2 separate regions of the Mus musculus genome follow, and region 2 is linked to region 1. Evidence: chromatin loops called from intact Hi-C (ENCODE). Cell type or tissue: left cerebral cortex. All regions are shown on one strand. Each heading gives the region's core, and the rest is flanking DNA. Links, peaks and the distances in the headings are about the cores only.

What was found. A loop is a pair of places that touch in the nucleus more often than their neighbours do. Peaks named below come from ENCODE experiments on the same cell type or tissue, not always from the same donor. Only the 100,000 strongest peaks of a DNase experiment are listed, where the experiment ranks them.
Region 2: it touches region 1 in a loop (2.9-fold over the local background); 1 of 42 quality-filtered maps calls a loop at or near these places.

What each region holds. Positions count from the first base shown.
Region 1 is chr11:94,468,147-94,474,850 of GRCm38, forward strand. It overlaps Cacna1g (calcium channel, voltage-dependent, T type, alpha 1G subunit), which reads right to left and starts at 6,052. Exons shown (of 35, transcript NM_001177888.1): 1 at 5,230-6,052. The coding sequence starts at 5,471. In left cerebral cortex, for the core only: a CTCF peak has its summit at 3,756 (motif pointing right); DNase peaks (open chromatin) are centred at 1,438, 1,794, 2,450, 3,836 and 5 more places; H3K4me3 peaks cover 2,638 bases; H3K27ac peaks cover 3,027 bases.
Region 2 is chr11:94,207,671-94,214,374 of GRCm38, forward strand. Tob1 (transducer of ErbB-2.1) reads left to right here and starts at 3,784. Exons shown (of 2, transcript NM_009427.2): 1 at 3,784-4,061; 2 at 5,816-6,704. The coding sequence starts at 5,970. In left cerebral cortex, for the core only: a CTCF peak has its summit at 3,822; DNase peaks (open chromatin) are centred at 1,345, 1,887, 2,270, 2,680 and 3 more places; H3K4me3 peaks cover 4,045 bases; H3K27ac peaks cover 4,258 bases.

The DNA.
Region 1 (6,704 bases), core at 799-5,798:
TACCTGGTCAAGTCATCCATGTGCTTGGCTCTGTCACAGCGTTAACAGCAGCCACACTACAAAGCCCAGTGTCATATGCAGTCCAGAGCAAATGATCAGCAAGAATAAATGAATGAGCCACTGTGTCTATCAGTCACTCATCTGCCAATCTAGAAGCCAGATGTGCCTCCCCATTCATGATTTCCTGATGTTTCCCTGAACAGTGACAAATTCATGACAGTGATGTAAGGAGGAACAGACTTGACCTATGGAGGAACTTTGTCCCAGACACACTCAGTCTGGGGCCTCTGATAGTCAGAACCTGCCCCCAGACAACCCCATATCAGGCTCTTCACCAAAATCCCCTTCTCCGGACCCTTGGCAATCCAGCCTGCACCCAGGCATATCCCTTGCACTCTGGCTTCCCCTTCACTGTAGGTAGGTATAAAAGGACTGGCAAATCTAGAACAATCTGAATAGAGGAATATCTAAGGTATGTGTGTGTGTGTGTGGGGGGGGTCTTTCACCCTTTTCAGGGTGGGGCTTGTTTCCTTGGCAACACGGCACTATGTCACTGTGTGATGTTCTTCTGTTGCCATAACAACAGAAGAATGTGTCACCAGGTGGTGTGGATTTGTTGCCATGGAAACTGAAGAGACACCCCTCCCCACCCCCTTACACATTCTTTCCCCTTGCCCAGACTGCTCTCTTGTCCTTATGCAAGGAAAAAGAAGCAGGGAGACCCACAGGTTATCAGGTTGGGGGGGGGGGAACCATGTGACAGATCCCCATGGTAACCAAGGGAACGGGGGACACTGGTTGCCATAGTGACTATGAGAGACCTGTGCGGTCACATGTCTACTGTTGCTATGGTGACTGTCCGGGCTGGAGTGGATCCCAAAGGGTGGGAGCAGGAGAGGGGAGGATCTTTCTTCTCCCCATAACCCACCATCAAAAGCAGAGAAAGCGAGAACAGCAGAAGCAGACCTCTCTACCATCCCTCCCCCCTTCTCTCTTTCCTGGGAGAGGGAAATAGAGCATGCTATATCCACAAATGAGTCTTCTCCATAGGTTTTTATCTAGATAGGGCTTTTGCCTAGATTATTGGCAACTAGAGATCTAAGGCCCTGGGCCCAGGGTGTGAACCCAGACAGCAAGCAGGCCTTCTAGCTGCCTCTCTCCCTCCCAGAAGTCTGGAAATGTGAGACTAAGGAATACTGAGGAGGAAATTGGCCTGGAACCAGGAATTCTGGCCTTCTAATAAGAGTTGGGGGATGGGACACAGGTTCTTGCTCCACCCGTCCCAACAGGAGGTTGGTAGTCTATGGGAGCCAATGCTTCCTAGGGTGGAAGACAATGCAGGGATTTAGTTTGATGGCCTGTGCTCATTTATTTTTTCTTCAGAAAAGGGGAATCCCCAACAATGGCCCCGTCCTACTAACTACCCTGTTTCCCCATGCGCCCCCAGCTCCGGTGTGTGGGTGTGTGGGGAGAGAGGTTTCCAACTAAACTGAAAACTGAAGCCTGCCTGAAAGGCAGCCAGCCCCACCCAGAGACAGAGACAGGAGACAGAAGACACAGAGACACATGAGAGAGGGCCACTGGAATCTTTGGGAGGGGAAATAGGCCAGAAATCTGATTCAAACTCTGTGACTGGGGTATGTGTGTGTGTGAGTGTGTGTGTGTGTGTGTGTGTGTGTGTGTGCAGTGTGTCTGTCGCCGTCCCAGCTGAGGCAGGCTGGGCGGGGTGAGAGCTGGGGCGGGAACAGCAGAAGGGGGGCCAGGGTGGAGGGGTAATCCCAGGAATGGCTCCAACTGGCACTAGGGGTGATGGGGAGTCCCCCAGCAGTGGAACAGAGTACGTGCAGAGGAGTCCATATGACCCAGAAGAAAGAAGAATCTGGGACAGACTACCCAAGATCCTCTGCCCCCACCCCAGTTCCACTCAATTCTCTGCCTCAGCTCTTCTCCCCAGAATCTGCTCTGGATGGTCTAGGATTTGGAAATGGGACGAGGGGACATATGAGATTCAAACAACCCCCTTATGTGTGAGCTCTCTCTCTCTCAATCTCTCTCTGTCTCTCTCTCTCTGTCTCTCTCTCTGTCTCTCTCTGTCTGTCTGTCTGTCTCTCTCTCTCTCTCTCTCTCTCTCTCTCTCTCTCTCTCTCTCTCTCTCTCTCTCTCTCTCTCTCTCTCCTGAGGACCCAATGGAGAATCCTCTCTTGGGAAGACTTGGGGCACTGGGACAATGGCAAGGAAGATTACAGAAATTCCTAGGGCCTCCTCCCTTCTAGAGACACACACTTGGACACACACAGTGACGCACAGTTCCACACTCACATTCACTTCTGGAAGCCATTAGGACTCCTGTCTCTCAGGCCTACCCCCCCCCCCCGCCCCCTCCTCCCCTCAACTCCTGGCAGGCTCCCCTCTCCTTCTCTGGCCCCCCTCCCACTCCTCCATCCCAAATGCCAGCCTGTGATTTCCAAATGAGAAAAAGCTGTGCTGGGCTCTGAGCTTGGAGAAACTCCTACACAAACTTCCAGATGTGACACAACAACCCGAGAGGGAATGCTCAGGAACTCCTTCCCGGGAGGGGAACCGCACGCCCTCACATTGTAAGAAACACATTGCAAAGGCCAGTGTTCCCCCGTAACCTGGGAGGCAGTGGTCTGCCAGGGAGCTGCTTGGGCCCATGTCCCTGATCTCCCCAGTACAGGAACATAAACTTTTGTGCCCTTCCTCCTTCCTCCCTCCACAACACACACACACACACACACACACACACACACACACACACACACACACACACACTTCCTACCTACACCTAGATCTCCACTCTAGGAAATCTGGCCTTTTAATGAGGCTGCAAGAGGAAGGGGCTGAGAAAAGTATGTCGAGAAAAAGGCTAACTAGCTTCAGTCCATTGGGGAGGGGAAGCCAGTCAGGCCCCTCAGGACCAATGTCTTCATGACCTACATTGGGGACTCCTGAAGCCAACAGAAGCCTCACGGATACCAAAAAGAGAGAAAGGAGAGGGTTAAGGCTCAGGGGGCCGTTCAGATTCCTTCTCTGGCCGTGGAAATACACTTGTCCTTGTGACTTGGGTCGGATGGGGAAATGGGAATAAATGTCCAGGCAGCCCCCCTTACCAAGAAATTGTTCTCGGCATATTCAGCTAGCTAGTTAAGATCTAGGGACATAGGTGCTACACACCCAGACCACACACCACTCCCCAGATCGGGCCTGCTCCCCAAATCTCAAGATTAACTAGACTCTCACCTCTTTTCCCTCTTGTAAGCCTGGTCACTTATTTTCTCCCAGGAAAGTATTTACCTCCAGGTCCTCCACCTGGAGATAGGGCAAGTGGGCAGAGATACTTGCCAAAAGGTCTGCTTTTAGGGGGTATTTGAAGGGAGAGGTGACAAGATGTTCCAGTCACCCCTAGGACTCCTGAGAAAGAGAGGATAGGGACTGCTGGGGGTTTCCCATTCATAATGTGGCTAGGAGTGGGCATGAGGGCTTCTTTTCTCTTCTCCATCTCTGCCACAGAGAAGGAGACCTTGGGATGGAGACTCATAATTCCAGATAGCAAGCCAGTTAGGGAGACCACACTCCTCAGAGTCCCTCTTCTCCTTTCTTCGGTTTAGAGAGGAAGGAAGGAAGGAAGGAAGGAAGGAAGGAAGGAAGGGGCAAAGGATTGGGAGGGCTGAGGGGAGCTTCTCAAAGACTCACGGAGTGTAGAGCAGCGGGTGGGGGCACTCAGCTTACATCCTGCTTTGCGCACTAGAGGCAGTGGCTGCAGAGGGCAGCATCAAGCTCTCCCGCTGCCCCTGTGCTCCAAAGCGGAGCCGGACTTGGGTTCTCAGGGGCTACAGGGTAAACCTGGGGTCTCCCAGCCTGACTCCCAGAGAGCCTCTGGGCTAGAAGAAGAGAATCAGAAGAGGCTATCCCTTACTGGGATAGCCATACCAGCCAGCCCCCCACCTTTCCAGTACCCCAGAGATGGGCGTCAGTCAAGCCAGTGAGTGCTTTGTGCTAGGGGTTTGGTTTTATTTTTAAAAAAGAGGATCAGGGGTTCCCTGACCACGCCAGGCTAAGCAGAGGTGAGGCTGAGAATCAAAATTCATCTGCCTGGAATGTTGGGCATGCGTTCCTAAAACCCATCCACAGAGTAGGCTTAAGGAGCTGGACCTCAGTCCTCCTTAATGAACACACTGGCAGTCTCTGGTCCCCCCAATACTTTCAGACGACTGCGGTTTCCCATACCTGGTCTGCCATCAGCCGGAACACTCTGATTTGTGAAAGGGGAGGCGTAGTGTGGCCGAGCTTAATCCCATCCCCCACTTGCCGGCGCTTTTGTCAGTCTCCCCCCCCCCCTTAGAAAAACAAAAAACAAAAAACCAAGCACAAAACTCCCCAACCCAACCTTAGCACTCAACATCAGATAAAGAATTGAGGTGGGGAGGGCGCTGGCCGCATTGGGCTCTCTCTGAAAGGGGCTCCAGTCCAGCTCTGGGGGCAGACAGCTCCCCCTTCACCACATCTTGTTCTCATTCTGCACCCCTGACATCAGCCGCCGCCGAAATCTCCTTGTTGTGCCTCCAACCCGCGGATTGGGAGGGTGTTGGGGGGACAGGACCTGCCCCCACCCCCCGTTTCCCGCTAGGTCAGTAAAAACCTCAGCCTTCAGGACTACTAGATCGGGGGACTGGACCCTAGAATCCGCCGCAAACTTTGGGGCGGGGGCATAAGGAAACCCCAGGAGATTGCGGTCTCCCCTCCTCCGTCCCCGCAGCTTCCTCTCCACCCCTGCCCCCAAACTCGAAAACCAAACCCAGCTCGCTAACCCGCGGCTGGCGGGCTGGCGGAGTAGAAAGCCCAGGCTCCTGAAGCTGCCCACATCTGGAGGATGACGACCCTCCTCTGCCCACATCTGTAGAGCATCCAGATGCTTACCAGAGGGTCACCTCTCCTCTCTTTTCCTAGCTTGGATTTCAACCCTCCACCCCTCACCCCCGCCCAAGGAAGGCTGAGGTGTGTGTATTCGGAGGTGGGGCTCGTCTGGGGTACCCACCAGTCTCCGCTTCTACTCGGACGCCCCCTCCCCTCCTTAACAGTCCCCCACTCAACTGTTCACAGTCCAGGCTCACTTCTCCAACTCACCTGGCTTACGGTCCCCTCTGGCAACACGGCCCGCCCTCCTGTGGACCCCCCTAGTCCGGCCCATCGCTGTGCCCCGAAGGATATGGGTTACAGACCGTGCGGAGACACCAGCTCCGCGGGCGGCTGTCCTGGCTCAAGTAGAAGAAAACCACCGGGGCCAGCGCCGGGTAGGGCAGCCCCTCCGCCTCGGAGTCCGCGCTGCCCGGGTCCTTTTCCGTCGACCCCGGCCCCTGCCGGCCCCCGGCCCCAGACAGGTCGTTGAGCTGCGTGAAGCTCCGGGGCTGTCCCGACTCCTCGGCGCCCGCTCCATCCTCTTCCTCATCCATCCTCTGGCCAGCTGGGGTCCCGGGGGTCCGAAGAGGGGCGATCGGAGCCCCTCCGAGGAGGTGTCCTCACACAACCGGGGGACCCCGGTGGGGGAGCATGTGGGGGGCTCTAGAGAGCTTGCTGAGCCCCCAGGAGGGCCAGTTCAGCTCAGCTCCCCCTGCCCTCAGGGGCATGCTGCCCGCGGGGCGCCGGGTCCCAGGGAAGCCCCGCCTGGCGAGAGTCCCGCTTCCCCTGGGTTCCCGGGGGCTCCCCGACTAGCCGGCCGGCTTCCCCTCACTTTGTTCCGGCTTCTTCCCTTCGCGCCCAGGCTCCGGTTGCCCGAATGGGCGCTACCTTCGGTGAAGCAGCCCCCGAGAGGAGGAGGAAAAAAGGGGCCACCCGGTGAAGGGCGGGGGTCCGGGGAGGGGCGCCCCCTCTTCCCTCGGCGCAGCTGGAGCAGGATCTAAGGGGTCAGCATCGTCCCGGCTCCACGCCAGAGACGGCGGGGGGAGGGGGAGGGGAGGAGGGATCTCTTTGGGGGTGGGTTTGGAGGGGGTGGGGGCTGGCTCCTTCCTCCGCCCCGCGGCGGGCTAGAGGACCGGGAGGGGCGGGGAGACCGTGGGGGGCCGTCCCGGGCGGGGGTGGAGGCGGAGATGTCGCTGCCGCCGCCGTGGCTGCCGTTGCCGTAGCTGTCGCCGGCGCCACTGCCTCCTCCTCCGGCCGAGACGCGGAGGGAGAGAACGAGAGAAAGCGGCGGCGAGGAGCCCGGCGCACACCACAGCTGGATCCCTCACTCCAACTTCAAGCCTCGGCCCCGCCTTTCCCCAGCCAATCTCACAGCCAATCGCCGTGCGTCACCGGTCCAGAACCGCCCTTCCATTGGTCAGCCGCCGTGCCAGTGCGGGAGGGGGTACAGGGGGAGAGCCACAGCTGGAATCCGGTTCCCACCCCAAAACCACGACCGCCTTTCTACCCTCCTCTTGCCCCCGGGTTCGCTCCCGAAGGCTGGGGCCAATCAGACGACTGTCCAGACCGAACCCACTTTTCTATTGGCCTCTTGGGTCTTTGGGACTCCCCTGGGAGGGAGCCTCGAGAAATCAAAGTATTTGGCATCTGGTCCTAGGGTAGCCCTACGAGCCTCTGACATCTTTTGTCCAGGACCCCGAAATTGGACAGCAGCCAGAAGTCAGAACTTAGGTCTAAGCAGAACTGAAAAAGAAGGGAGACAGGAATCACAGGAGTTAGGGGTGTTA
Region 2 (6,704 bases), core at 1,128-6,127, 260 kb before region 1:
AGTCACTAATCACACCTGGCTCCTAGCAAATTATCTGTTTGTGACAATCTCACTGACTTAGAACCCAAAATTCTTCTGCCTCAGTTTCTGCTAGGATTAGGGCAAGGTACAATCACACCCAACATATTTTTTTTTATTAATTTAAAAATGTGTATCTATGGTTTGTGTTGTACAACTAATTTAAGAAGAAACAAGTAACAAATAGCAACATACTTGTATGTTGTCTTATTTTCTAATAAAGGTCAGCTCTCTAGTGCACTGGCCCTTAGTAAATACTCCGGGGATTGTAAGGGCTGTTCGCTAGTAATCTCACTTCTGTTTATAGGGCTGAAGAGTAAGATGGTTTCCTCTCAGAAATAAGGATGAGGTGTGTGTGTGTGTGTGTGTGCAGTTCAGGACACTTTAAATGGCTGTAATTTATGATTTAAATAACAAGTGTTATTTTTATTATAATGCGCTCCTTCCAGGATTCCTTAAAGATGTGAGGTTGTGAAAGTGAAGACTATAGTTTCTAGGAAGCATTATTTCTTTTCTTTCTTGACTTTGGGATACCAGGGATTGAATCTAGTAGGATCTTTGTGCATGATAGGCAAAGGGAAAGCGAACTCTTATGCTAGCCACAAGGTATGAAGTTATTTATTATTGAGATAGGGGGCCAGAGTGACGACTCTACCATTAAAGGCTAGGCTCACAACCAAAAGCTCTGTAGAGATAGGATCTTACTGTGTAGCTCAGGTTGGCTACAAATGTGCCATCCTCCTGCCTCAGACTCTTAGGTGTGCTGGGGTTACAGGCGTGTACTACTGAGCTACAGCCCCAGATCTTTCTTATTTCTTGAGACATGCTCTCACTGTGGCCCAAGATGACCTTGAACTTATTTTGTTACCCAGACAAGCATTGGACTTCGATCCTCCTGCCTCAGCCCTCTAAGTGCATGTCATTACAGGCCTGAGTTATCAGTTCCAAAGGAGACTTCCTTGATTTCGACATTGCCTGGAGCCTGAGTTCAATATTTTTATCTCTATAAATTCATAGAATTTAAGTGATGATTTAGCAGCCTACACTGATGTAGAATTCTAAAGCAATTGATAAATGGTAACTAGCTGTGAGGGATCCTTTAAAGTGCAAGACTTGAATAAAATAGCAGTATTGGTCTTTGGGTTGAGACCCTCTCACACTCCCTACCCCCACCCTCAAGAGTTCTGGAATTAACCCATAATTTTGTCTGTTTTTATTTAATTATCTATTTTTGAAACATGCACCCCAGGCTAGCCTGGAACTTGCCTTGTCGTCCAGGCAGGCTTTGAACTTGTGATCTTCCTGTCTCAAACTGAGTGCTGGGATTTACAGCTGTGAGTCACCATTCCCAGCTAACTCGGACGTTTTAGAGCTGCTGTTACTGGCATTTAACCAGTCCCTAGGAGATAAGTGCTTCACTACTTTAGATCTTGAACTGTAGTAGATTGGAGAAATTCAGAAGGGAAGAAGTCAGAGAGAAAGATACCTGTTCGTTTCCTCTAGAGAATTCTTGAAAAGTACACACAAGCTTAACAAAATTATGATTCATCTATTTTTAGTTAGACATTTTAATCTCAGCCAAGTCTAATATGCTCCCTAATTATAGTGATATATTTTCCAAATCACAAATCAAGACACATGGCCCAGCACATGTGTCTGTAATTCTGAGCGTTTGGTACAGTAACATTTGCCTAATGGTAATAAATTGTGCTTCTAGGGCACATAAAAGATAAAGTGTTTCTCTTGGTAAGCCAGTCCCAAAATATCTTACCTAGATTCTTGCAATTTCTGTGCCCAACTAACTACAGAATTAAAAATGCCTTATTTCAGTGACAAATTAACGTTCACACTAGAAAAGCAAAACCACACAACGAAGGAAAACAGTGGAAGAATAATTTATATTAAAATATTTTGCTGCCAGATGCTTCCATTTTAAACACCATGCTCTCACAATCTAATTCCACTCTGCAACTAAAAAGCCGAAATACTAAAAATAAAACAGAATTTAAAGCGTTTTTGAGTAAAACTTCTATGTTCTTAAGAAAAAAAAAAAAAAAACGCTACCCAAGTTTTAGGAACCTGTGCAATAAACAAGAAATGGGTCACCTGACCGGTCGCCACCCCACCCCTCAGCCCATTCCACAAACCCTCCCATTCTCACACGCTGTGAGACTTTAGAAATATCCTTTCTCAAAGCTGTTCCTTCTAAAAGAGGAGGTGGGAACCCACGCAAGCAGGTCCGAGTGCAAAATAATAGGCTACATCCAGACTTCTGCATCTATAAAATGAAAAGGCTCTTGGCGGGTCGCGTAGACCAGGGTTTGTGCCCTGGGTGGTACAGATGGGCTACACAGACGGTGAGTTGTGCTTTAACCTCTAGACAGGCATAGAAATGCCCGCCCTGCAGTGTTTAAGGGCAAGGCAGCACGGGGACCGGTTTTTTTCCAGGAAGCATGGCCCGAATGCCCAGGACAGGGAAGGGGAAGGCAGGGCCCTGGGCGTTTCATTCACTGCTGCGCTTTCTCCCCCCCCCCAACCCCCCCCCCCCTTCTCTCCGAGGCTCCCCCTCGACTTTCTCTCGCCTTTACCCAGTCCGAGTTTGACGTCGGTCTCCTGGAGACCAGACAGCCAATCGTCTGGCCGCTAAGGTCCAGTGCGACCAATCAGGCATCGTTGCTACCTGTGAGTAATTATTTTTAGCCAAGAGGAACGCCCCGTTCCACTCCGGACGATAACTCGGATTTCTGGGCTGCAGGTTGTGGAAACGGCGCCTATCCGCGCCCCTAGAGTCCCTGGCGTCCCTATTCCCTGGACACCTGTGCACAGTTCATAAACTCTCGCAGGTTCCTCAGCGAGGCCTCGTGTTTATTTTGTGGGCCTGGGTGAAAGTTCTCAAAATGCACGCGTGGGCACGCACACAGAGTCACACAGGCAGTTTGGCAGCGTGTCGCTCTCTGCGACGTTTGATATAAGACAATTTTTTTTTCTTACGGTCTCAAGCAACCCTCATGTCCGAGCTGCTGCCAGGTGACCCGGGGAGATTTGGCCAGGGGGAGCTGCAGAGGCAGTTAAACTGTCACCTGTGCGGGAGGTGCAGCGACGTGGCCTCCCTTCCCCACCCCCAGGTTCTGCAGTTGTCACTCTCGGGGTGGCAGTTGGCCTAGGCCCTGCGGGGATTAATACTCAATGAATCGGGAGCACGAGTCCCGGTTACCCCGGGATGGGCTGAGACCCACAGGCTAGCTCGCCCAGGAGTGGGGTTTTCCTCGGCCACAGTCGCACTCGCTCGGAAGCAGCCTTTTCCGTGTACTCTGCCCTCCCTCCCCCAGCCTCGGCTGCCCCTCCCGGCCGGTCCCCGCCGCGTCGCCACCTGCTCCCCCTCCTCCCCCCCCACCCCCCACCCCCCACCCCCAGGCCCCCGGGCCCTGCCACCCCATCCCTACCATCCCATCCCTACCCTTGTCCAATCCCCTTCCAAGGCCTCCCTTAACCCCTCCCCCAACCTCTCGGGACTCTCAGCTCATTGGTCACAGCGGCGTTCAGGAGGCGTGACCATCTATCAGCGGCCGTCTGGACGTGGGCAGGCGGGACTTGGCCAATGGCGTCGGGGGGCAGGGCAGGGGCGGAGTCGGCGCGGCCGGGGGGTGCCGGGTGGGGAGGGCGGGACTGTGACGCGAGCGGCGCGCACCCCCGCGGAGGCTGGGGGCGGGGAGGAGGCTATAAAACGAGAGGCGGGGCGCGCGCCGCGGCAGAAGGAGCGAAGCTCTGGCCCGGCGCGCAGAGGGCGCTGTACGGGGACGCAGGGCCGGGCCGCCGGGCTGTGTAGAGAAGCGAGCGCGCTCGTGTAAGCTTGCCGTCCCCGCCACCCCTGAGCCAGAGCAGCGAGCTCCCGGACCCGCCCGAGGCGTCCGTCGCGTGTCCGGCGGTGGCGACGTCTTGCACCCCGTCGCCTCGCCGCTCCCGACCCACCCGCGCCCCCGCCCGCTGCCCCTTCTCCCCCGCCCAGCCGCGGCTCGGCGGCGGCCGCAGCTCCGGAGCAGCTTGTAAGTACGGCGGGGCGGCGGCTAGGGGCCGAGGGAGTGGCTGCAGCGTCCTGCGAGCCCGGGTGTGGAGGGGCGGCCTCGGGGACCCAAGGGAATGGAGTGGCTCCGGGGACCTGGTCCGGAGGCTTGACGGCCGACGGGCAACCGGGAGGAGGGAGCACCCGGGGTGGGGGCAGCGGCGCCCAGGCAGGGGGAGGGGGCGCCGGGATACAGGGATCGGGCCCGGACCGGTGCTCCGGGATGCTGGCTAGGTCCCAGGAGCCTCGAGCGGGGAGCAGAGTGGGGGACGGCAGGGTCAGGTTACGGCGGGGGAGGGGAAGACTGGGCGGCCCGCGCCGCGACCTGCCGGTGCCCGGGCCGCGTCCCTGAGGCAGCTAAAGAGCCTGCTCTCCTTTTCCCCGGGCCGAGCTCCTCCTCCCGGAGCAAGTCTAGTAGTCTTCCTCCTCTTCCTCCTCCTCCTCCTCCTCCTCCTCCTCCTCCTCCTCCTCCTCCTCCTCCTCCACCTCCACCTCCTCTGGCTGTTGCTGCTGCTGTAGCGCTCGGGCTCCCAGCGCTGTGAGCAGAAATCTAATGAGACCCAACTGGCTGTTTATGTAATTCTTCACAGTCCTGTGTTAAGGCGTTGCTTTAAAAACCACCTTCCACCCAGCCTGTCTGGGCTCGGCTGCACCTTCAAGCAGTCCAGCTGAATCTGCTTTCTCTGCCTGCTCTTGGGTTTCGGCTTGGAAAGTGTAGTTTGGGGGCTACACGAGAGATTCTTTGCCCTTTGTCACCAAGAATATGGAAAATGGAACAGACGGATCCACACCAGTTTGATTATTTTAAATGCCCTTTTTGATCAACCTCGTTGTACAAATAGCTCTCCCTTGGAAATACCTCTCTTTGCCCTTGATCTTTTCTTATCCCCACCCAGTGCTGATCCAGCAAACGTTTAAAGGTCGACCTTTTCGCTCCAGCCTCTCCAGGGACTGCCCGTTTATCCGAAGAGGGAAGGAGATGGCTTTTAAAAATAAGAATAAAACTGAGAAACTCTGCCCTTTAAGCAGAGTAATCAATAGGAGTTTTAAGCTGCTTGTTTTTCTTATACTTGCAGCTGAGAGGAATTTCAGAATGTGTGTGTGTGGGGGGGGGGGGCAGTACACAATAAAAAAGAAAAAGGCTCCCAGAAGAGCAAGAGTGTGAGAGCCCTTGGCATGGTTAAAACTAGAGAGGATAATTTGGTTTCATTTACCAAGATGACAACTCATTTAGTACCTTTAATTTTAGTACCAGGTACTTTGAAAATTAAAAATAATTTTGTAACTTATAACATTTCCGAATATTTAACATAAAGCAGATTTAAATGTGATGTTTCCAAAAGGAACTAGGGATTCACTTCTAAAATGGTGACTAGCAAGGAAACTAATGACCAACTTGTAAAAGTGGAGTGTACGGGTAGGTGGGTGGATGAGTGTGCAGTACAGTTAGTAAACACTGTGCGAGAAGAAACATAAAGGATACATGTTCTGGAGGTCCTGTAAGTCCTGCTGGGAAGTGGTATGTAGAATGCTGTTTTAACTATAAATCTGTCTTGAACTTTAGCAAGAGGATTTTTTTTTTTTTTATGGTCTGTTCCTTTTATTTTCCAGCGGTCATTTCCAGTCTTTCTAGCCCAGTAGACATTTTCAAAAATAAAATTGCTTCAGGTAGAAAGCTTTGGAGCTGTTACATTGATCTCACTTGGATGTGTTTGCTTTTGTTTTATTTTCTTAAAGGAACAAGACCACGGGAAGGTTGAAGGATAATCTTCTAATACCAGCACTTTGAATGAGAATTTGTTTCTCTGCCACAAACTGATTTTTTTTTTTAAAAAATTTATTTTTCTGGTGGAGGAGTTGAAACAAAGCTAACTTTTGTGGCTTCGCAGCTATGCAGCTTGAAATCCAAGTAGCACTCAATTTTATTATTTCTTACTTGTACAATAAGCTTCCCAGGAGACGTGTCAACATTTTTGGTGAAGAGCTTGAAAGACTTCTTAAGAAGAAATATGAAGGGCACTGGTATCCTGAAAAGCCATACAAAGGCTCAGGGTTTAGATGTATACACGTGGGGGAGAAGGTAGACCCCGTGATCGAGCAGGCATCCAAAGAGAGTGGTTTGGACATTGACGATGTTCGTGGCAATCTGCCACAGGATTTGAGTGTCTGGATCGACCCGTTTGAGGTTTCCTACCAGATCGGCGAAAAGGGACCAGTGAAGGTGCTGTACGTGGACGACAGTAGTGAAACCGGCTGTGAGCTGGATAAGGAGATCAAAAACAGCTTTAACCCGGAGGCCCAGGTGTTCATGCCCATAAGCGACCCGGCCTCCTCCGTGTCCAGCTCTCCCTCACCTCCCTTCGGCCACTCTGCTGCTGTCAGCCCTACCTTCATGCCCCGGTCCACGCAGCCTTTAACCTTTACCACTGCCACTTTTGCTGCCACCAAGTTCGGCTCCACCAAAATGAAGAATAGTGGCCGTAGCAGCAAGGTAGCTCGCACTTCTCCGATCAACCTGGGCCTGACTGTAAATGTGAACGACCTCCTGAAGCAGAAAGCCATCTCTTCCTCAGTGCACTCTCTGTATGGGCTGGGCCTGGGCAGCCAGCAGCAGCCACAGCCGCAG